4 separate regions of the Homo sapiens genome follow, and regions 2, 3 and 4 are each linked to region 1. Evidence: chromatin contacts called from ENCODE Hi-C or POLR2A ChIA-PET data. All regions are on one chromosome and are shown on one strand. Each heading gives the region's core, a stretch centred on a gene start or an enhancer-like site at or near the end of the contact. The rest is flanking DNA. Distances are from core to core; before and after follow the strand shown. Region 1 has its middle 18 kb from the start of RHOB. Region 2 holds the start of WDR35-DT (WDR35 divergent transcript). Region 3 holds the start of LAPTM4A (lysosomal protein transmembrane 4 alpha). Region 4 has its middle 76 kb from the start of SDC1.

What was found. Hi-C counts contacts between places; a loop is a spot of excess contacts on that map. ChIA-PET counts read pairs that join two places held with the same protein, here RNA polymerase II (POLR2A). Pooled maps may share reads with other maps.
Region 2: a loop to region 1 is called in a pooled map, with 2.2 times the contacts of the local background. The contact joins the promoter of WDR35-DT here to the enhancer-like site in region 1. A Hi-C loop is called at or near these places in 2 of 50 pooled maps. POLR2A ChIA-PET finds 5 or more read pairs at or near these places in 3 of 52 experiments (Caco-2, HCT116 and activated B cell).
Region 3: a pooled map shows a loop between it and region 1 (4-fold over the local background). The contact joins the promoter of LAPTM4A here to the enhancer-like site in region 1. A Hi-C loop is called at or near these places in 5 of 37 single-sample maps with no recorded cell type and 7 of 50 pooled maps.
Region 4: a map with no recorded cell type shows a loop between it and region 1 (2.5-fold over the local background). The contact joins two enhancer-like sites. A Hi-C loop is called at or near these places in 2 of 37 single-sample maps with no recorded cell type and 3 of 50 pooled maps.

Annotation. Positions count from the first base shown.
Region 1 is chr2:20,426,472-20,432,291 of GRCh38, forward strand. No RefSeq gene overlaps it. Among named protein-coding and RNA genes, the nearest start is that of RHOB, 18 kb to the right of the region's middle. RefSeq lists enhancers at 3,128-3,327, 4,373-4,562. Within about 2 kb of position 3,205, at least 8 of the 41 ENCODE cell types and tissues checked have a DNase peak (open chromatin) inside an H3K27ac peak, as active enhancers do.
Region 2 is chr2:19,987,178-19,992,997 of GRCh38, forward strand. WDR35-DT (WDR35 divergent transcript) reads left to right here and starts at 3,027. Exons shown (of 3, transcript NR_110235.1): 1 at 3,027-3,317. It overlaps WDR35 (WD repeat domain 35), which reads right to left and starts at 2,928. Exons shown (of 27, transcript NM_020779.4): 1 at 2,815-2,928; 2 at 1,988-2,105. The coding sequence starts at 2,838. It overlaps MATN3 (matrilin 3), which reads right to left. Exons shown (of 8, transcript NM_002381.5): 8 at 4,875-5,820. RefSeq lists enhancers at 2,659-2,708, 2,725-3,228, 2,859-2,908 and a silencer at 3,069-3,148.
Region 3 is chr2:20,048,193-20,054,012 of GRCh38, forward strand. LAPTM4A (lysosomal protein transmembrane 4 alpha) reads right to left here and starts at 3,436. Exons shown (of 7, transcript NM_014713.5): 1 at 3,218-3,436. The coding sequence starts at 3,328. LAPTM4A-DT (LAPTM4A divergent transcript) reads left to right here and starts at 3,945. Exons shown (of 5, transcript NR_187142.1): 1 at 3,945-4,302. RefSeq lists enhancers at 2,572-2,711, 3,247-3,446.
Region 4 is chr2:20,146,536-20,152,355 of GRCh38, forward strand. No RefSeq gene overlaps it. Among named protein-coding and RNA genes, the nearest start is that of SDC1, 76 kb to the right of the region's middle. RefSeq lists enhancers at 3,825-3,874, 3,905-4,054, 4,638-4,827, 4,978-5,107. Within about 2 kb of position 3,321, at least 5 of the 41 ENCODE cell types and tissues checked have a DNase peak (open chromatin) inside an H3K27ac peak, as active enhancers do.

The DNA of each region.
Region 1 (5,820 bases), core at 1,955-4,454:
CATGGCTCACCACAACCTTGACTTTCTGGGCTTAGGTGATTCTCTCACCTCAGCCTCCTGAGTGGCTGGGCCTATGCCCAGCTATGCCCAGATAATTTTTGTATATTTTTTTGTAGAGATGGGGTTTTGCCATGTTGTCCAGGCTGGTCTTAAACTCCTGGGCTCAAGTGATCCTCCCACCTCGGCCTCCCAAAGTGCTGGGATTACAGGCATGAAGCACTGCACTGAGCCCAATTTCTTATAAATAATCTTTTTACACACACACACACACACACACACATACACACACACACACACACATGCATCTATTGGTTCTGCTTCTCTGGTGATGCTGACCACAGCATCACCTTGGACCTTGTGAGAAAAGTGCATTTTCTTGGGCCCTGATCAGACCTACTGGATCAGAAACCCTGGGAGCGAGGCTCAGAATCTGAGTTTGGGAAAACCCTGCAGGTGATTCTGCTAAGAGTTAAGTTTGCTGCTTTTAAAATGAACATTAGAGAAAAGGGAGCTCAAAGTCCTTGACTTAGTTCTCTTATCTTTTATTGGAATATTCTTGGGTTTCATTGAGCACCTAATTTGGTTTCATCTACTATAAGTGGGTGTCAAACACTTGGTCTTCTAAATAGCCTGGATTTTGGGGTGAGGGGGGAGTGTAGAGGGAGATGAGGGTTGAGGCAGAGTCTTGAGGATTGCCCGAGCCACACCATCCACTTCCATGTGCTAAGGGATGACTGATATGGTTTGGCTCTGTGTCCCCACCCAAATCTCACCTTGAGCTGTAATAATCCCCATGTGTCAAGGGTGGAACCAGGTGGAAATAATTCAGTCATGGGGGTGGTTTTCCCCATGCTGTTCTCGTGATAGTGAGTTCTCACGAGATCTGATGGTTTTATAAGGGGCATCCCCCCTTAGCTTGGCACTCATTCTCCCTCCTGCTGCCCTGTGAAGAGGTGCCTTCCACCGTGACTGTATAAGTTTTCTGAGGCCTCCGCAGCCAGCCGTGTAGAACTGTGAGTCAATGAAAACTCTCTTCTTTATAAATTACCCAGTCTCAGGTATTTCTTCCTAGTAGCATGATAACTGACTAATACAATGACCTTGGTTTAATCAGGCAACTTTTAGAGTCATATCTTCCTCTAGTCAGCCAGGCTGGAGCTGGCTGTTAATCTACTTGGGCACCCTCTACCATGCTCTCCTCCACTCTACCCGACTTTCCCTGTTTCTAAAACATTTTACTGCTCAGTCCAAGGCTCCTGGTTTTCTTGCTGGTTCTGTCTCCCACTGTATAGCATTCATAAACAAGTCTCTACCACTCTAGGCCTCAGTTTCCTCATCTGAAAGACAAAAAGCTTAAGCCTGGGCTTCCAGGGAAATTGCAAGGATGGAATACGAATTGGGCGGGGGGTGGGTAGTTGTTAAAATTATATATTTACTCCCTTTTGTGGCCACGGACATCTGGAAATCATGTGTCACTAGAAGGGTGGGAAAGGCTGAGCGGACTGTGCCAGGCCCATCCACTGGACGACACGAAAGGGCTCTGGGGCAGGGCCCGGCTGCAGCTGCCAGCACCTCTGCCTCTTGGGGCATGTGATCCTCTAGACCTATGGACGGGGAGGTGTCAGTGATGGGAGAAGCTGCCGTGTGAGGTTTCCTGCCAGTCCCAATGGAGAATCACAGTGCAGGCCCTTGGGTACTGGAGTGAAGCCGTGGCCTCTGCAGTGGAGAACTAAATGCCTCTTGAACAACTGGCATGCTTCTGGGCCCTACGATAGACTGATCACCTGAGCATGGGACACCAAGTGACCATGAAGCTGAAACTGCCCATTGTGAACTGAGTCATATCAGAACCACCAAATCAGAGTGCAGCAGGCCCAGCTGCAGGCCATAGTGAGACAGAAGAGGCACGCCTGGAACTGGGCATGAACAGGACTGGAGGGTACAAGCAAGCAGGATCCCTGGGCAGTAGCTCCCTTAGCTCATGCCCATGGCCATGTGGGGCATCGGAAACATACAGCTGAAGGAGGAGGAAAGAGCCCAAGCTGCTTTATGAATAGGTTCACTGGGTAGGTGATGTACCCTCAAAATGGATGGCGGCTGCATTGCAGCCTCTAACTAACAATATAGTTTAGTGCATACAGAAAGGTGCTTTTCATTCATTCATTCATTCTCTTGTTTATACATTACTTTCTTTCCTTCATTCCCTCTCTCATAAAGCACATGCAGTTTGGATGTGATGCCTCCTATCTCCCCGGGTGGAACCTGACACTTTTATTCAAGTCTTCTTTCTAGCCAGCCTTCCAGCGGCATTTAAAATGCTTATATGGGGCTGGGCATGGTGGCTCATGCCTGTAATCCCAGCACTTTGGGAAGTCGGAGCAAGATGACTGCTTGAGGCTGGGAGTCCAACACCAGCCTGGGCAACATGGCGAGACCCTGCCTCTACAAAAATTTTAAAAATTAGCTGGGTGTGGTGACGTGCAACTGTGGTCCCAGCTACTCGGGATGCTGGGACCACAGCCTCCTGGCAGGAGGGTCACTTGAGCCCGGGAGTTTGAGGCTGCAGTGAGCTATAATCACACCACTGCACTCCAGTCTGGGTGGCAGAGTGAGACCCTGTTTCAAAAGCAAATTCTTATGTGTCATTCATTTTATAAGAAAACAAAACTCTATTCCACTTCATCCTCTATCTATTGCCCATCTCTCTTCTCTTTGTAGCCAAACTGAAGAGCACTGACATTCCTCCCCAGAACTCCTCAATGGATCTCCTCCAATCAGGCCTCCACCCCGTCCTCCCTCTAAATGGTCCCTGCCTCCCCTCTCGGTCATGCCTCCATTCTCTCTATCCTCACTGCAGCCAGCCTACTGCAGGCCAGCCCTACTCCTGCATAGATATTTGCTACGGCCTCCTAGATTATCTTCCTGAGACAATTTTTGTTTCTTGGGTCCATCCCCACGAGACAACCAGGGTGATTTCTTGGGAGCATAAATCTCAGTATTTCACAGGCTGTATTAGTCTCCTAGGGCTGCCATAACAAAGTATCTGAGACTGGGTGGCTTAAACAACAGAAATTTATTTTCTTACAACCTGGAGGCTAGAAGTCCATGATCAAGGTGCCAGCAGGTTGGTTTATACTATGGCTTTTCTTTTTGGCTTGCAGAAGGCCATTTTCTCCCTGTGTCCTCACACAGCCTTGCCTCTGTGCCGCAGCTGTCTTGGTTTCTATTCCTCTTGTTATGAGAACACCAGTCCTATTGAGTTAGGGCCCCACCCTATGACCTCATTTAACTTTAATTATCTCCTTAAAGGCTCTGTCTCCAAATACAGTCACACTAGGAGACAGAGCTTCAACATATAAACTTGGGGGCACACAGTTCAGTCCATAACACATACCTACACATTTCTGTTACTCTCAGGATAGAACAAAACCCTTTATTTACATGGTCTATAAAGCCCTGCACGACCTGGAGCCTTGCCTGTTTTCCAATCTCATCCGGTCAATTCTCGCCTTTCTTCTGTTTAATTCTCAGTTCCTCAGACATGCAGGCTTCTTGCCTCTCTAGGACCCTACTACATAATGTTTCTCTTGCCTGAAGTATTCCCGTTTACCACCCTCCCCACTCCCTCAGCTTGCATAATGCCTATTTGTTTTTGAAAATCTAGCTCACATATCTTCCTTGGGAAGTTTCCCATGGCACAAGGTCAGAGCGCCCACTTACATTTCCTCTGCACACCTGTTTTGTTCACTGTTGTGTGCCAGGCACCGAGCACAATGCACTGTATACACGAAGTGCTTAAAAAATAAGTATCAAAGAATTCACAAAGGTTGAAGGTAGTTGCCTTGTTGGACTTCTGATAAAGAGGAGGACCAGCAGTCCTGTGAACCACCTTCTAGCCAGGAAAGCCAGGCTGATGAGTTATATCATCCTGATTTATTTAGGAAATTGCATAGAAGACTCTAGCTAAAATCTCAAGGGTGAATGTTAAAGTTCCATCTCTGCCCAAATTGCTCAACCATGGGAGACTGTTTTCAAAGACGGCAGAAGCAATTCATCCCATGCTTCTTTGCAATGTGTCTTTCCTGCTCCTTCCGACAAGAGGGGACATCCACTTGTCTTCTCCTTAAATCTGGACTGGTCTTGTGACTTGCTTGGGCCAACAGAATTCGGTGGAAGTGATGCTATTTAATATGTGAGTTTTAGGTCCCACCTTCATCTGCTTCCGCTTGATTGGAATACTGCCCTGAGACCACCATGTAAGGCAGCTGGGTTTACTTCTTGGAGGGTGAGAGGCCACGGGCAGTGGCATCACAGTGACCTAGCCAACAGCCAGCACCAACTTCTAGACATGGGAGTGAGACCTTATGGGGCCTTCCTGCTCAGCCAACCTCCAGCTGAAACTAACCACACAAGAGTGCCCAGGACAGACCAACAGAGGAACCCACAGAATTAAGAGAATAAGAAATCTTTCCTGGGTGGTTGATTACCCCAAAAAGGCTAATGGCCATTAGTCCTCCTGATTTCCCCATGATAAACCCATTTCCCCTCCTCTAAACAGTCACACCCTCTCCCCCGCTCTCTCACTATCACTCAGTGTGACTCATCAGAACCCTCCAAATTGTCACTGTTTCCAACTGTAGATCCAAAAGGAACACAGATGAGATAGATGATTCACAGCAGAGTCTACAGGTGTGACTCTGCAGGGTCTGGATATAAGAGCACTGTCACGGACCACATTCTTGCTGAAACATGACCACATTCACTCACTTAGGACATGGGGCTCCTGAAGTGGAAGCTGGAGGCAGTCACTGTGCTCATCTCATACCCCCTTGGCTACAATTTCTAAATTTGAAATGCAATCCAGAATTCTTGTCATATGAAAAGTTCCTTCCTATGACACATGTACATATCCTAGAATCTCTTCCACATGCTAACACACCTATCCAATTGCAATATTGGTCATTCTGCACTGTGCGTATCAGAAAAAACTTGCAAATAGCCCAAATGTCCAACCACGGGAGGATGGATAAGTGTTACAAAATGGAATACTATCCAGGCAAAATAAATAAGCAAGAGCTACATGTATTTGCATTGCTAATTTCATTGTAACATACCATTGAGTAGAAACAGCAAGTTGTAGAAGTTATATATAGTACTATTCACATAAAAGTTAAAAACATGCGAAACCCAACCAGATATTCTTTCTGATATAGTCATATGTGGTAAAGGTATAAATATATGCACGGGGATATTAAATAACATGTTTAATAGGATTGGGGAGAGGTACACAGGAGTTTCACATGTACCTAAGTGATTTGAAATAAATGTGAGAAATTCAAAGATTGGCAAAGCTGGGTGGCTGATATTGTTATCTACATTTTTCTTATACTTGAGTCATTATAGGATAAAAAGTATAGAAGTTTCCGTTTCCCTCTTTTTACTAGCCAGGCACATTTTCCACAGGCCAATCTCTTCAACATTGCCTAGCGGAAGCCCTTCTGACCCTTGGTGGCAAAAGAGGTCCATGGTGAGCTTAGTTTTATTTACTGACAAGAGAGCTTTTAAGTCAGGGAGGGTTTCAGAGGGCAGCAGAGAGCGTTGCCTCCAGGAAGGGCTATTTTCCCCGTATGGGCTCAGTAAATGATCTCTAACGGAGTGCATGGTTTTGGCAAGACCTCCTATACCAACTCTCCTCTAAATGCCTACCATCTTCTGATCAGCCATCCCAGCTGCTGGCTTTAAGGTACAAGGGCAAACCTTGATGAAGACCTCAGGAAATGTCCACTCATACAGACAGCACCTGTGAGAGGCCCATACAGA
Region 2 (5,820 bases), core at 1,777-4,276, 440 kb before region 1:
TTTAGCACAACACAGTGCTTCATAGAAAGCAGGCATGCAATATCTATGATTGTTACTGGACGGATCTGCTGAATCAACACTAGTTGTATTAAATATAATATACTGATCTTGTTAGACTCTCACAGCCATATTCCTCATATTTATTTCTTTCAGCACAATTCATAATCATTCAGTTCCAAAACAAATACTTTACTCCATTTTCCAAACCTCCCAAGAATTGATTTCCCATCTTGTTCACTAATTTCAAAGAATACTCCAGTCACAGCTCATCAAAAGGGCAGAGCAGAAAAAGAAGTTTGTTTTTAAAAAAGCCTTCAATGTTAAACAAAATGAATGCACTTCTTAATGTAATTTAAAACTTGCAGGCCAGGCACGGTGGCTCACACCTGTAATCCCAGCACTTAGGGAGGCCGAGGTGGGTAGATCACGAGGTCAGGAGATCAAGACCATCCTGGCTAACACGGTGAAACCCTGTCTCTACTAAAAATACAAAAAAATTAGCCAGGCATGGTGGTGGGCACCTGTAGTCCCAGCTACTTGGGAGGCTGAGGTAGGAGAATGGCATGAACCCAGGAGGCGGAGCTTGCAATGAGCCGAGATCCAGCCACTGCACTCCAGCCTGGGCAACAGAGCGAAACTCTGTCTCAAAAAAAAAAAAAAAAAAAAAAACTTGCCAAATATTGTAAGCAAAAGTATGTATATACAGACACACATATATATATATACACACGTATATATATATCTATATACACATTTAAGAAACAGAGAAAAACTTTCTTTTAACACAGTTTTAAAAAACTAAAGCACTGACAGATTGAACTATAAAACAGCATAAGCCAAACTTTAATTGGTACTCTTCTTTACTTAGGCTGTCCACTAGCCCTTTGTGTAGTGGTTAAAAACAAGGACTTGAATGTGAGACAAACTTAGTTTCACATCCTTGTTCCGCCACTTACTGGCTGCGTGACCTAGGGCAGTTAACAGCTCAGAGCCTCAATTTTCTCACCTAGAATACCTACTGCCCAAGATTATTGTGAAGTCAAATAAGATTGTGAAGGTTAAACATCCACTACATGGAAAATCGTCAATAAGTATTTATTATTCATACCGCATTCAAAGTTGTAAGGTAATGCTATTCAAAGTGCGGTCTGAGGACCAGCAACTCAGCTTCACTAGAAATGGAAATTCTCAGGCCCCATCCCGGGTCTATTGTGTGGGGGTAGAGCATGAAATCCATCTTAACAACCTCTTCCAGTGATTCTTATACCTAATACAGTTTGAGAAGCTATGTTGTAAGGAATCCAAAAATGTAATGCAGTTTAACCCCCTACATTTTCATTTTATGGAAGACTAAACTAAAGTAGTAAGATCCTCAGCTAACTTGTTGAAAGTCATTCAGTAGTCTTGTGGAAGAGCTGAGATTTAACTCCAATTACCTTATCTAGGTCTTCAATCTAGGGGGGCTAAGAAGTGGGAAGCTGTTTGCTGTGATTCCAGAGAACTAGATAAAGAAAGAAATCAAGCAGCAAAGACAAGAGACCTACTAATAGAAATGTAAAACGTATCCCATTTTCTGTTCTTGGACACTAGGTGAATAACCATTAATGCATCTGATAAGCAGAAAGGATGACACAGACCTGTAAACAATCTGCCAGATTTTCTTAGTGAAATGTTGACTCACAGGATTTCTTTTAGACTCCTAATAATATAGTACAATAATTAGACATAGCATAACACAGTGACTTATTTTCATTCTTCATTATTTTTCATTTTCCATTAATAACTCAGCAAAAACCATCCGATGTTTACATTCAACATTCTCTGAACTTTATTGCAAATATACTCCAGAAAAACACCATAAAATGTTTTGGTAGTTTTCCCTTTAAAATAATCAGAACTGCATATTGACAGATAACATGAGTAGACCGCACTGAACAAATAACATTAGCCAATTTACTACCAAACATGTGGGCTTGCATTCATTTACCTGTCTGCGTCTCTAATTTCAAAACTTTCAGTAATCCATCTTCACCACCGCATGCTATGAACCCTTGTTCCTTGTTCCAGGATACACACTGCAGCTTCACGTTATTGGGAATGGAAATCTGAAAAAGCAACCACAGCCGCACTAGCAACTTTTCACGAAGGAGCTGGGAAGTAAGTCTGCAGGAGATGAAAGCTGAAGAAAATCTTCCAAGAAGAAAAACGAACGGCCTTGCAGAAAAAAAATGAGCTGTTGTGAAAATGGGCATGGTCCCCTGAACTGACCCGGGCTCTAGCATTTGGGAAAGAGGGAAAGAAGTGCACAAAAGAGAAGGATAGTGACTGCGGAGGAAGCCAACGCCAGAGTCTCACCGGATGGATTTTTTAAAGGGAGGACGGGGAGAGGGTATAAATCCATACCACCAGTCCCTCTTCCTTTTTACCTACAACTTAGGCTATCCTATTGTTATTTCTTTTCTCTTGCCCAATGGCTCGTGGTGATCCAAAGAGTTTAAATCACGTGGATCAGCAACAAGTGGAGGAGGAAACATAGGGTAGCACGTGGCGACTTATCCTCAAGCCACCCAAAAGGACCTAGCCAGGGGCAGGAATGGGAGAGTGCTGCGAGAGGGCAGCAAGCTCGGCCAAAGACTGAGGCTCTGGGAACCGCAGGAAGAGGTCGGAGGCTGGACCCGGCGGGAAGGATGGCTGCGGAATGGCGAAGCCACGACCAGGACCGGGTGAAGGAGCCTGGCTTCTCGGGAAGGCAGCGGGAATCGCCGCAGGCTGCGGGAATGGCGGAGAAACGAGGACGCCCCCCAGGAAACTCACTTTCTTGCTCAGGTAGAAGAACATCGTGGGATCCCCGAGAGGGTCACGGCGGCCGCTAAGGCCCTCGACAAGTAACGGTTCTACGTCTCCAATCGGGAGTACCAGCAGCTCCGGAAAGCTCCCGTCGCCCTGGCAACCGCTGTTGCCCGGTCGCATCCGGGGCGCCGCGGGACACTTCCGGTGACGCCCTCGCACCGGGCACCGGCGTAGTGCGCCTGCGCGGACGTCGATGGGTTTGTGGGCGCAGGGCGCGAGGCGCGAGGCGGTAGCTGGGCTAGTCCTGTTCCCTGGCGTCTGGGCCTTTCTGCTCTCCGCAAGGAGCTGGGTCGCGACCTGTCACTGCCAGCCGTGCGCTCGCCCTCTGCGCCCCGTCTCGTGGTCACTGCCGCCCTCCCTCCCGCCACACCTGTGATGATCGCTATGGAGCCGCGCCTCAGGTGGCATTACTATAAACCTAAGAGGAGAGGCGCCCGTTCGAATAAGGGCAAATTATTTAGTATTTTGTAAGTTCCAAAGTTCCAACATTCTTGAAAGGGAAAAGCCATTTACTGTATTTGATAGGCTGGCGCCACTGGCCAGATGAAAGTGCAAATGTGCGTACTGAGATCTTACAACCCTTCTCTGTGTCTTTGGGGATTGGAGAACCTCTAGAGCAATTTAGGAATAGAAGATTTTGTTTATTCCGCTTGTTTTGATATTTTTTAACAGTTTAATTATTACCGCAACCCCGAGGGTCCTTTTAAAGGAATTTCTGTAAACGTTGGGTAATTACAGCGTACAATTGCTATTGGGGCATGGCCTCCCATTTTACAAATATTTGAGCGTTTGGTGTTTTCTCGTCTAGAGTCGACTGTTACATATTCTCTTCTTTTTCTTACCTTCTTTCTTCATTCTCCTTTGTCCTTTTGGAATGCTTGAGAGTTACAAAGCCTCAAAGTCTAAGGCATAGGGCAGAAATCCAAGTAGAACCACTCATGAAATTATTTGGTCTCACCTATGTTTTTATTTCTGGTTTTCCCTTTTACCATAATCTAGCATGTAATTTATGCATCAGTAGTTAATTTCCCCACTTGGAGTCTTTTCCCATCTCAGACAAAAATAAAATAAAAATCCTCCAATCCTTTGACCTGGGTGATTTGTCTCACCCAGCACAATCTATTATAGAATTGACAATAGTCCCTAGTGCCTTTCCTAGCAAATCTAAACTCCATCCAAAATCAGATCTTCCCTCAATCCTAAATGTTTTTACTAGGGAGCCCCCACCTCAAGTAAGCCAATATGCTTTCTGCAGGGCAACATTCCATCCGGCTCTGCTTCCCAAGCCACTTTATATATGGTCCTACCCTCTTAACAGGCCAGTTGTGCCTAGCCAAACCAGCACAAATCAGTCTCCATGAGGAATTCTTTCCAAACTTAACCCAATCCCATTCAGATAATGTTTGCTTTCCATTGTTTGTGTGTCTGTTTAAGATACATTGGCCCCTGTCCATAGGCTCCCTATACTGGACGCATGAGACAAATTAGTATTATCTAACCCAGGAGTTTCCAATAAACTGGTCAAGACATAATTAGTTGAAGCTAGTTACTGATGGTGACACCTGAAAACTCACCTCTCTTTATCTTTCCCTTCTTGCACATGAACTCTCATTTATTCCTTCTATACCACCATTTCTCTGTGGTATATTAATATGTATTACTGATTTTGGGCTCAAAAAAGTCTGGAAAATACTACTGTAGCTCTATGTCATACCCTTTCAAAATTTTTGAAAAGTAAGAGATGCTTTATATATTTCCTTGGTATATTTAGTTTTTGTTCCTTCCTTAAAGTTTATATTTTATATTTACATCTGTAGGATATATTTGCTTCTCAGGAGCTTATATTAATGTAAAGCTCATCATTATTTTATCCAAATTTAGATAATTTTATATTGAAGCCTTTCTTTTGAACCTGAACTTACACTTTTAGCCTCAGGAGTGTGAGATTAAACTATAGGAGGAGAATCAAACTTCTGTCTTTTGATAAGAAACTGTTGAATATCAAAATAACTGTTAATTCAGTATAATTTAAAGAAATATCTTTAATAGACAAAATTGATGAGTCATCAAAAATAGACATGATAATATGTAAAGGTAATAACTTTTATTATATTAAAGACAATGCAAACGAAAAACAGAATTGAGCAGTGCAAAATTTAAAGGACTGTTTTGTTCTCAAAGTTGCAAGTTTCAAAGCCAAAAGAATTATATGTATCAAATATATAAGTAAAAAAAAGTTAGACTTTCAAGCCTGTAATCCCAGCACTTTGGGAGGCTGAGGCAGGTGGATCACTAACATTAAAAAGACAACATTAGATTTTGTCGATTTATAGCAATTTTATAAATATATAACTTTGTCACTTGGATCCTGAAGCAAAATAATAAAGTGAATTTGGGATTTTTGTACTTGGTAAAAAGTTTAACACCCTAAATTCACAACTAGTGCTCTTTAGTAGTACATTTCTTTCAAAGACCAGAATGAATTAAAAATGGCAATGTAATGTTCACTTGATCTGTGTTAACTATTTTTAGATATGTGTATTACAATCTATTGATCACATCTTCAATAATACTCCAACAAAATAAGCAAAAAACAAAAAGTGTTAAACAGTTCAAAATTACATTCATCTCAGTTATATGAAGTTGTATGTGTAAATACCTTGTACAATTTGCACTCTCAGTAATAAGATTGATTTATATTATAAATACTATCAAAAGAAACTAGACCTAAAGTTTCCATTGTGAATATGGTTATCTAATATAAACATTTAAAAATTAAATGGCTCAATTAGTAGATAAAGAAACACTAAACTTTTCATTCTATTTCCTACCAATCATTTCACAGTCATAACTTAGAGACACTAAAGTTTGCTCTTAATAAGTATCTGCATATGTATTTCCTTGGAAGAATCATGCTGATTCTGCAGAAGATCTTCATACAATTTATCCAGTAATATTCAAGCATTAATA
Region 3 (5,820 bases), core at 2,186-4,685, 380 kb before region 1:
TACAGCACACTTTTAAGTCCATTTTCAATTATTCAATAAACATTTGAGTTTATACCTCATAAGAAACTTGTTTAAAATCAACTGGCTTCAAATTCTTCAATAAATGATAGAGAAAACCATTTCAGGAATGCCAGAATTTAAACATGAGCTCATTCTGAAATTTCCTGTTACTTAACCAGGTATGCTTCTTTTCTAGCTAAAATACGAAAGGCTCACACTTCAGGGCTGGTACCTCCGGTGCATATAATAACTGGTTCTGGCTTTCTCTATGTCCCACAGCACTATTTTGTACCATACAATGAATATTTTAGTATATGGTGTTACGATACTTTAACACTAGACCAGTAGAAGCCGTGGCTAGAAAGCAATGAGACTGTATCAGATACAGTCACTGATAGCGAGGGAGAGGGGCTCCCCCAAGTTCCAAATGACACAGGGGGAATCATCATCTCAGAAGTCTGTCCCACGTAATGTAAAAAGAAACATAAATATTCTCCCATGCAGACTGAATTATTGCCTCACCAGGAATCAAGCAAGAGAGTACCTTGACAAGGTAGGTAGGGAGGGAAGTGACATTTAATACTCACTCATCCCCATATTGTTTCTCTGTCTTAGTAAAGCAGCTTCTGAGAATAAAATGCACTACTTGGACAAGCCTTCTTTGCTTCGAAGTATTATACTACAGTTTGGCTTAGGTGGTCTTGCATCATAAGTGTTACATGTCTCCCCAAGTTGGTAGAGACTGTCTTTACACTGCTATGGTATTCAAGCTACTCTTTTGAAAGTCATCAACAAAACTATAATAAACAAAACCAATGGCCTTTTTCCAGTACTTATTCTGATTAGAATCTGATATTACTGATCACCTTCTCCTCCTCCTCATCACTGTACCATATGTTTTTCATATCTGTGCTCCAAGTTTGTGATACCATAAATATCTTAAGGGCAGATGCTGTGTTAGACAAGAAACATTTGAGAGTCTAGCACTTAGCAGGTAATAGGAAAACAAGGCAAATGACACATGGCCCCTGTGATTTATTCCTTTTGTTTGTCCACCAAAGCCTTTTACACTGCAGGTGGTCAGTAAATCTCTTAATCAATTTAAGACAGGTCAAACGATTTAAGAAGTTTACAATAAAATGTTTTACACTAATCTGAGAAGTCTATGCAAAGTAAGAACAGCTATGGCATCTTTTTAAAATTGTGAAACTAAAGCATGGTCTTCAGAGGTATGTGAACCCTTCTCACAACAAGGGCTTAAAGTAGGGAACAGATGTAAACTCCTCACTCCCTATTTTGTAAGAATAAGCGCCCGTAATGAAGTTTTTCTCTCTGCATTTTGAGTTTCCTGTTTGTAGTTCCCACTTTATCCTGCTATTCTATTCATTTTCTAGCTGAGCCCACAGCATCAAAAAATCTGCCTGAGAAAAACTGAAAAGAAATACAGCCAATTACATTCGGATGGTTGAAATAGAAATGGTGGTATTCTCTTCTTGAGGAGTTAGGAATCCTTTGTTCTGTGAGTGGAGGGAAGGATCTGAGAAGAAACAGGAAGACTAAGACTGCAGGAGAGAGCCAGGTCGATGGATTCTCTTAGTTAAATAGGAAAGAAAGTCATCTTCTGGGGGTGAGGAAGACGGAATTGAGTAATAGCCTTGAGGATCCTCAAGGTTTGAATTATTCATTTAGGGAAATAGAAGACAGAGCTAAGGACAAACAAAAGAAATGAGACCCAGCCCCTCAGCAAAATGGAGAAGCTATAAAAGGAAGTTAGAAACATAATGCAGCTGATGGTCATTAACTCTATGTTTAGTATTCCAAATCAGTTAAAATACAGAACGAAAGAGTCTCTGAGGGAAAATGTGATATAGTTCTGTCAATAAGGCGGTATTTCCGAATATAAAAGTACAGGAAACATGAAAATAAACTCAGCACAAGCAAACCTACACATTCGTGTTGTTTTTTAAATGTACATCAGAAACAAGACGGTAAAAAACAACAGGGCAGGTAGCAGTCATGTGGAGTCAGGTAGTCCCCCGGGGGTGGGCCATGAAACAGTATCTGCCTCATTTAAGATGATTCTCATCTGGCGTTTGTCCAAATGCTTACTAATGATTTCAAGTCAATGAGTGGGGAGAAGCAGCAAGTACAGAGAAAACAGATTGTGTCTGGGATAACTCTCTTCCTCTTTTGCAGTTAAGTATCAAAAACTGCACAGTATCACCAACGTCACCCACACAACCACATTCGCGAAGTCATTAAAGTGGCCAAGTCGACCATGTAGGAAGTTTGTCACGGCTTCGGCAAAATCATAATAACCTAAAACTACCTAAACTGAATCCCATATTTGGAAGTCATAGACAAGTTAGGTTTAATGTGCATGGATACTATAAATGGTGAATTACAAAAGAAAAAATCACAAACTTATTACTAGTGAATCACCAGGCAACAACAGTGTCAACTTGGTTAGGACAGAATCACACAGATCTTGGAACCCAGGAGATACCGGGGTAGGTGGCCAGGATGGAGAGGGCTCTCAATAAAGGTCTCTGTAAAAACAGCCGGTCGGCTACGAAAAGCACCTACTGCGCAGGGAGGAGGCTGCACCAGGACAAAAGCTGGTCAGGCGTCAACTCAGGCAAAAGCTATCGCCCCCAAGCGATTCTGGAGATGCAAGAGAGGCATGAAACAAAACAAAGTCCAAGAAACGCGGACAACCGGGTTACCGCTGGATCTTTCGCTTTCCCAACGGGAAGACCAATGTCGAAACTAGACTGCGTTTACCAAGGTCCGCTCCTAATTATTTCATTAGAGGAAAAAATTCCAGGGAGCACTGGATAGGAGGAAGGGAGATGCTGCCTTTCAGATCGTAGAAATACAACAAGAACCAAAACAGAGGAATTCCCACCAAATCCTACCACCCTCGTCCCTTCGCCTGCAAAGCCTCTGCTCTCCCAAGCCCGCTTCTCTCCTCAAATTCTTGCCAAAGAACAATCTCCCCATGCTTACCACCGCCCCCCGCTCCCCCGACTCCGATTCCTGAACAAGGTTACTTTCCCAAAGTCCTTGGACTTCATCCAGAGTTGGCGCGCCTTAAAAAGCAGCGCCCCTCCAAGTCCCCGCCCCACCCAACACCCCGTTTCCAGTCTCACCCCCTCCGCACCAGGCCCCGCTCCCCAGGCCCCCCGGACATACGCGCCACGCCTGCCCGCCTTACCATGTACCAGGTCCCCAGGATGATCGTCCCGGTGCGGACATGGCAACAGCCGCAGCACCGGGTGCTGTAGAACCGGTCACTGCGGTTCCGCTTGAAACTCATGGACACCATCGTAACAGGCGGGCCTCCTTCTTGGCCGGGCCCCTGACAAACGTTCTCCACCCGCAGCCAAACTCAAACGGCTGTTTCACGGCCTCCAAAACCCAACGACGCGTCTTCAAACCCGCCCCCGGCTCGTGCCCCTGCCAGCTTCTTCGCGCCTGCGCACTGAGCGCAGCGACTTCGGCTTACCCACCCCTCTTCCTCCACACAGGCCAATGGGGAGCGGAAGGCTGGATGGACCGGACTTCTGATTGGAAGAACTTGGGGATTGACAAGACCTCACGCCCAATTAGAAGTGCAACTCGCCTCAGCGAGTCTCCGCCTGTTACGCGAAGGCAAGGGCTGGTTCTCGGGCCTAGGATAGTTGGGGATAGGTATGTCCCCGTAGTGCACTATTCCCGAGATGAGACCCGCAAGAAAAGAGGCATTTAATGGAAAAAGGGAGACACGAGACAGCGCGGATGGCAGAAAGCGGGCACAAGGGGCTTTTCTGAGCAATGTGTGCCACGTACTGGATGGGAAGCGTCACAGGCTGATAACGTGACCTTTGCGCGCAGCTCAATTATTGCGCGGGCTGGGGGCGGGGCCTGCGGGGAAGGGACAGAGCCAAGCCCAGCCTTGAGCCATCCTCGCCCCTGTGGCGGAAATGGGAGGGTGCCTGGAGGAGTGGAGGGATTGGATTTACACCCTCTTTTCCCTCCGAAGCCTCCTTGGTGGGGGCGAAGAAAGACCATCCAACCCTGCCAAAGGCAAAAGGATTAAGGATAAATGAAAGCAAGATAATGTAGAAGAACTACTTAGCTGCTGGGTTTTTGGAGATGAGTGATTTTTTTTTGTAGGGAGAAATTATGAAACACATTGAAATGGACAAAAAATTACTGAATGTCTTCAATGAAAAAACAGCCATAGTTTGGCACACCGTCCCGGGCATTCTGTTGCTAGAGGGGCTGTCCGCTTTTCTTTGTGGTGCTCTGCACAACTCGGTAAGACCCCTCGTATTGTTATCTTACCCTTCCTTGGGAAAAGCCATTTTGCATCGATTTGTAAATTCATTCCCCAGTCCTGATTCAACAATATAGATGGGTGCTTTAAATTCTGCTTAGAGCTGGTTCTAACAGCTTACTGGTCCCCGGGTTAATGAGTAAATAAATTTTTTACACGTGTTCATTTTGTATTTCTGTGAGACCTGTGACTTCACCGTTAAAAAATGTATTTATCATTTAATGCTTTGGTAAACACACTTCTTTTCAGAGAATAGAAAGGGCTTCCCTTCTGCCAGGGCATATTCTTAGCCAGAGACCACACTGAATTCAGAGTAAAGGTTATTTCTTTGGCATGGCTTCTTTGAACACTGCCTGAAATTATGTATGTATTTGTTGATTATCTCCCCAATAAAATACAAATTTTAGGAGAGCAGAGACTATTCACCACTGAAGGAGTTGTCCATGGAGCTTATTTTCAAACCATCTGGGAAGCAGTAGTTAAGCCCGCCCACGCTAAAGGATGGGGTGTGGCTGGCTAACTCAGAATGAATTATGACATTTCTCTACTTATGTAGGGAGTAGATTATCTTAACCCCGCCCCACAATTTCGTATCCCTTATTTTGTTCTAGGCACAGATCCAATCACTTTATTTTCAATCATTTCATTCCTACAACTAACTGAGATAGGTACTCTTACGTTATTTAACTCTACAGAGAAGTTAAATTACATATCCAAGATTGCAAGGCCAGTGTCACAACTGAGATTAAAACCTGTTGTGCCAATAGTTTCCAAACTTTGCTGCACATTGGCATCACCTGAGGATCTTTACTAACCACTGATGCCTGCTTACTATTCCAGACCTTCTGATTTAACTGTCATGGGTGAGACCTGGGCATTGACATTTTTAAAATGTCAATTTTAAAATTAGGTGATCCTAATGTGCAGCACTGTTATTCTGTCTTGATATGAAATGTGGCAGACAGAAATAAATACAATACAATAAAAAAGAATACAAAGATAAGATCAGGGGAGCCGGGCGCGGTGGCTCACGCCTGTAATCCTAGCACTTTGGGAGGCTGAAGCAGGCGGATCACCTGAGGTCAGGAGTTCAAGACCAGACTGACCAACACGGAGAAACTCCGTCTCTACTAAAAATACAAAAAATTAGCTGGGCGTGGTGGCACATGCCTGTAATCCCAGCTACTTGGGAGGCTGAGGCAGGAGAATCACTTGAACCTGGGAGGTGGAGGTTGCGGTGAGCCGAGATCTCGCCATTGCACTCCAGCCTGGGCAACAAGAGCAAAACTCTGTCTCAAAAAAAAAAGAAAAAAAAAAAATCGGGAAATTATCCGATTTCTCTAAAAGCCAAAATGAATTCAAAATCAGGTGTACCTAACATGGCATCAGATCAGCTCGTAAGGGCTGTTCTCCCTGTACTGGGACTACCCCAGGCAAGGAACCAGGGAGGTGTAAATCATTAGAGACCTGCAACATAAACGCATCTGATAGCAATAATG
Region 4 (5,820 bases), core at 2,071-4,570, 280 kb before region 1:
ATGATGTGGTCCACCCGTGTACAGTCCACTCCCAACCTCATGCTCCAGGCTAATGGCCAACTGTCTCTCTTGAATCCTCTGAGTCAGTGGTTTTGAACTCTGGTTGCTCATTAGAATCACCTGGGGAGCTTTTAATAAATATCACTACTTAGACTCACCCCCAAAACAGGTCAAATAAAACAGAATCTCTAGGGGCAGGACCCAGCCTTTGGTATTTTTTTAAGCATCCAGATGACTCTGATGTGCAGCCAGGGTGGAGAACAACTGACCTCAGTAAAACAGGTGTCCTGGAACTCTGTCCCTGAGCCCATCTTACACATTTCTGTCCCTAGTTTTTGGTAACTTGCTCCCATTGTCTATCCGCCATTTAACTCTTTCTTTTCCTCTGTGTGTGGTCTTTCATTCATTCTTTAAGTCCTACCCAAGCTGCTAAGCCTAGCTCCAATGCTGCCTCCTCCTACATCTTTCCTGACCTCTTAGCCAGAAAGGGTCTTCCTCTCTACCCACTACTGCCCCCTCCCTCCCCCACTATTGAATGTCATCTATGATCCACGCCCTGTTTTGCCTTCTTCACAGTCTATGAGCTCCATGGCATGGGTCATGTCTGATTAATCTCTGGAGACCCCAGGGCCCAGACCCAACTTACAGTAAAGCCTCTCACACCTGAGTGAGTGACTATCACTGCTGGTCCTGAACTTGGGCAGCGTCATCCACCCCGACACGGGGCACCAGCACATGCTGCCTCTACAAGTTAAGTTTCTTTTCCTGTGTGCGGGCTTTCATTCATTCATTCACTCACTCATTCTGCTTTGTGCCAGGCGCTGTGTTCTCCATCACCTCTTCTTGATTTCCTGTACTATTGGAGAACTGTCCTTTCTCTCTCATGTCCATCCCCTGGACAGCCCTGCAGACTGTCTTGCATATAAACGGTACTCAGTATTGATTGATAATCAACTGACGAATAGATAAACAAAAGTGGTGTGTCCTTACAATGAAATATTATTCAGCCATGAAAAGGAAATGAAGTACTGATACATGCTACAATATGAATAACCCTAAAAACATTATTCTAAGTGAAAGAAGCCAGGAACAAAAGACCACATAAACTGTATGCTATCATTTACATGCAAAGTACAGAATAGACAAATCCATAGAGACAAAAAGTAGATTAGTGGTTGCCAAGGGCTAGAAGAAGGGGGAAATTAAGATTAACTTTTGTTTTGTTTTGAGACAGAGTCTTGCTCTGTCGCCCAGGCTGGAGTGCAGTGGCCTGATCTTGGATCACTGCAACCTCCGCCTCCCAGGTTCAAGCAATTCTCCTGCCTCAGCCCCCTGAGTAGCTGGGATTACAGGTGTGTGCCACCATGCCTGGCTAATTTTTTTTTTTTTTTTGTATTTTTAGTAAAGACAGGGTTTCGCCATGTTGGTCAGGCTGGTCTCAAACTCCTGACCTCAAGTGATCCGCCCACCTCAGCCTCCCAAATTGTTGGGATTATAGGCGTGAGCCACAGCTCCTGGCCAGGACTAGCTGTTAATAGACACAGGTTTTCTTTTGGGGAGGATAGAAATGTTCTGGAATTGGGTAGTAGTGATGGTGGCACAACCTTGTGACTATACTAAAAACCACTGATTGTGCACTTAAGTGGCGAATTTGATGGCATTTGAATTATATCGTAATTAAAAAGAAATATGGATTGATGGATTTTTCTTTCTATACTCATATGTTCTCAAACCTTAAACTTTTATTCTTATTCACAGGAATCAACTGATATTACTGCTAAAAACATTGGTTTCTGGGCTTCACCTTGGAGCTTCAGATACAGCAGATTGGGGCAGCGCCCAGGAATCTGCATTTGATTGTTGTATTCTAAGTGCCATTTCCCTGTTCCCCAAAGGCTTGGGTCAGAGGATTTCTGAGCCAACCTCAGAACCTCAGAAGACAAATAAAATTCTTTAACCTATTATTTCAGAAAAAAAAAGCTGAAGATTTCAAACACAACCAAAACTTTGTTTTTAGTCTGCTTCTTATTAAAAACAGACTGGGACCCAAAGAAACCCCATCGGGGTAGGTAATGAAGTAATCATGATCATACTAAAAGAACAGAATGGAAAAACTGCCTGGCCTGGAGCAAACCACAGAAAAAATTGTCTTCTGCCTCCAGTGCTCAACTGAGCCATTCAGATGAAAATATCCCACTAGCCACATCGACAGCTTAATCTGGGGCAGGGGAGCTAGACATTAGTAAACCGCCACTCACTGCCCCCTATACAAATACATACTTACAGACACCCACTCCTACACACTCAAAATTCGAAGCTCTGGTATGTGCTCCATGATTAGGGCTTTCTTTGGGGTTACAAGGAAGCAGAGTTGTAAATCGGTATTAGAATGTGATCAAAAGGAATGTCTGTATGCAATTATTTTGTTTTGAGACCAGTGTTCAGAGGCACCGACTTTAAAGTGCTGGCTTGGTCACGTGGTGGCCTCTCACACACATAGGCGCATATGATTTTGGTCCCCACAAAAGAAGGAAGACAAAGGCCCGGGTTTTCTCTTTGTTGCTTCTTTGTTTCAGGACGGAGTCTCACCCCAACAGCTCAAAGCACCCTCTCCCCCATCTCCCCTGGCTGTCCATTCCCTAACTGTTACAAGAGGAAGTCTTGCTAATATAACCTCTTGCCCCGGAAAGTAGCAGTTACTGTAATTTGAGAACAGAGATCCCTTGCTTAACAGAAATTCACTTAACAAAACTTCAAATTAAACAAGAGGTCAGTGAAAGGAAATAACATTTGTGAGGCATGTCTACTGAGTTCTGGGCAGTGTGCTGGGCAATTTCACACAGATTTTTGCATTTCATTCAATGAGTCATCACAACCACCCCAAAGTGGAGGTATTATTATCCCCCGTATTATACCAAAGAATCTGAGGCTCAGAGTGGTTATGTAACTTGCACACGGTCACAAGGTTAGGAAGTAGCAAACCAAGTAAAAGATCTCCTCAAAGCAACATCACAGAGAAAAAAATGTTGAGGAATTCGGGTGTCCTATGAGTCCATCTTGCGGTGGCTGGCTTGCCCAGGCTGCTGCCATCTGTTACACATGCGCATGAGAAAGCAAAACTCAGTCCATCAGATAACGTCTGAGAGCAGTCAGTGCTTTGTGAAGCCCAGCAAGCCACCGTTCACCAGTGGGCATAAAACCAAAGCTTTATGTTTCGGAACAGAACTGTTAATACAGACGCATTCTAGTGATTGCATTATCGGCACCCTAAGTCACAAGGCTCTGGTCTGGGTCCCTGTTTACCCAGCTTCATTTGTAGTTGCCTTTCCCTTCCTCTCTGGGCTCCAGCCAAATAGCACCTGGCTGTCCCTCGGGGCCACCATGTTCCTTCCTGTCTCAGACCCTTGGCTATTGCTCTCCCTCTAATTGTCCTTCCCAAGGCATCTCTTCCCAGCACCACTCAGTAACTTTCATTAGAAGGAGGCTCCATGGGGCAGAGATTTTGTCTGGCTGGTTCAACATTGTATCCCCATAGCTGGAACACAGTTAACACTCAATAAACAACTGTTGAGAGGACGAATAAATGAATGAATATTTCAGACTTCAGTTCATACCTTGCTTCCTCAGTTCACCCCTCTCTGAGCCACATCCTCCTTGTGAAACGCTCCTACTCCTTACCTACTTATTTCTTTATTTTAAATGTACATACATGTATGTATGTGCGATTATTTGTCTGACGCCTGACCCAAGACTGTAAGCTCCATGAGGGCAAGGACTATTCCTGTTTGCTCACCTTGATGCTCTCAAGAATGGCCTTATTATGGTGTGCAATAAGTGTGGGTCGAATGAATAAATGGCCAAGCAAGTCTTAAAAAGGTCAATTTCTTCTGAGCTATTTTCATAATAAAGTACTTAGAGGAACTGAGAAAAAAAAATGGGTCAGGAATCCACAGATGAGGAAGGCACTTCAAGTCAGTAGGTAGTTTAGCCACATTCCTGGTGCTTTAGGGCCACTGGATCTTACAGTGGGGATAAAGAGGGGCCAGTGGTGTTGTACCTGGGTTTCTACCACTGTGCTGCAGTCTCACTTCCATTCTTTTTGTCACATGAGTGGGACTTACTTAAATGTGGCATCCCATGATTCATCTTCTGTTTGATAGTGTAGTATTGTTAATATGCAAATCTTACTGAGATTTCATCCAATATTTACCCTTTTCTGTGTGCATAACATGTTAAGATCTTCTATATCCTCAAGTATGATTTTTTTTAAGTCATGTCTAGATGGCCAATTGTTTTTTCTCCAAAAGAACACATTCCTGATTTTAAAATGAAAATCAGTGGGGAAATGAGATTCACTTAAAAGTCCATTGCCTTGTAGCCATTTCTGATGGAATACACATGCTCTGTTAAGTGAAGGGACACTCCATGAGGTTAATTTGATTTACACTTCATACGTTTCCTAAAGCATATGGTGACAGACAGAAGACGTAGGCTATGAAAGTCTGGAGGGATGTGTAAAATCTTCTTGGGAGCCAAAGGCTGTTTCTTTTTTGTGGCTTGATTTGCAGGGACTGCCTGGCAGATCTCAATGCAAACCTCAGCTGCATGGGGCAAGCTTAAAACCTGGACATGTGGAGGCCAGAGACAGGGCTGGGACAAGCTGCCAACTGACAAATGAATTCCCCACAGACCACCCTGTCACTTCCTATCTGCTGGCAAAAGTTTTGTCATCTGTGCCCACACATGGACTGTCTTGGGCATGGTCAGGCTGATTGGCATAGGAGGTAGCCTGAGTCCTCTGAGGCCCCAAATATTCCAGAATTCCTGAAAATGGACAAAGCCCACAGCAGCCCAAAGCATGCAGAATGCAGGGTGCAGGGGCTGGCGGCTGATGCCTGCTGAGAACCGAGACGGCCAGTCGTCCAACTCCCACGCACTCCTAGAGCCAGATGTCATTTTCACCTCTATTTTGGTGCTAGCTGGGGGAGGGGATGTCTTTGAAAACAAGGTAATTTTTTTTTTTTTTTTTTGTAATCTGCCCTAGTAAGCTGGGTGGGTCCTGATGCATAGCGGGGAGAAAGACTAACAATAAATACCCTCACTCTGTGTGTGTGTGTTGGGTGGGGAGTTGGGGGTGGGGTCAGGGGTAAAATATACATTATATAAAATGTATGATTTTAATTATTTTTAAGTGTACAATTCAGCGTCATTAAGTACATTTACAAGTTGTGCAACCATCATCCTATCCACTTCTAGAACATTTTCATCATACCAAACTGAAACCCTATGCCCATTAAACAATAACTCCTCCCAGCCCCTGGTAACCTTATTCTACTTTCTGTCTCTACGAATTTGACTATTCCAGGGACCTCATGTAAGTGAAATCATACCATCTCTGTCCTCTTATGTTCCGCTTATTTCATTCAGCATCTTATTTAAAAGTTCGTCTACGTTGTAGCTTGTGTTTTAAGAAAGAATTTTATTTTATTCAATATAAGAAAGAATTTTATTTCTTTCTAAGGCTGAATAGTATTCCATTGTGTGTGTGTATATATATATATATATATATATATACACACACATCATATTTTATCTATTTATCTGTGATGAACATTTGGGTTGTTCTACATTTTAGCTATTATGAATAATGCTGCAATGAACGCTGATGTACACGCACCTGTTTGAATCACAGCTTTCACTTCTTTTGCATGTATAACTAGGAGTTGAATTGCTGGATCACATGGCAATCCTATGTGTCAATTCTTGAGGAATTCCCAAATTATTTTCCACAGTGGCAGCACCATTTTAAATTCCCACCAA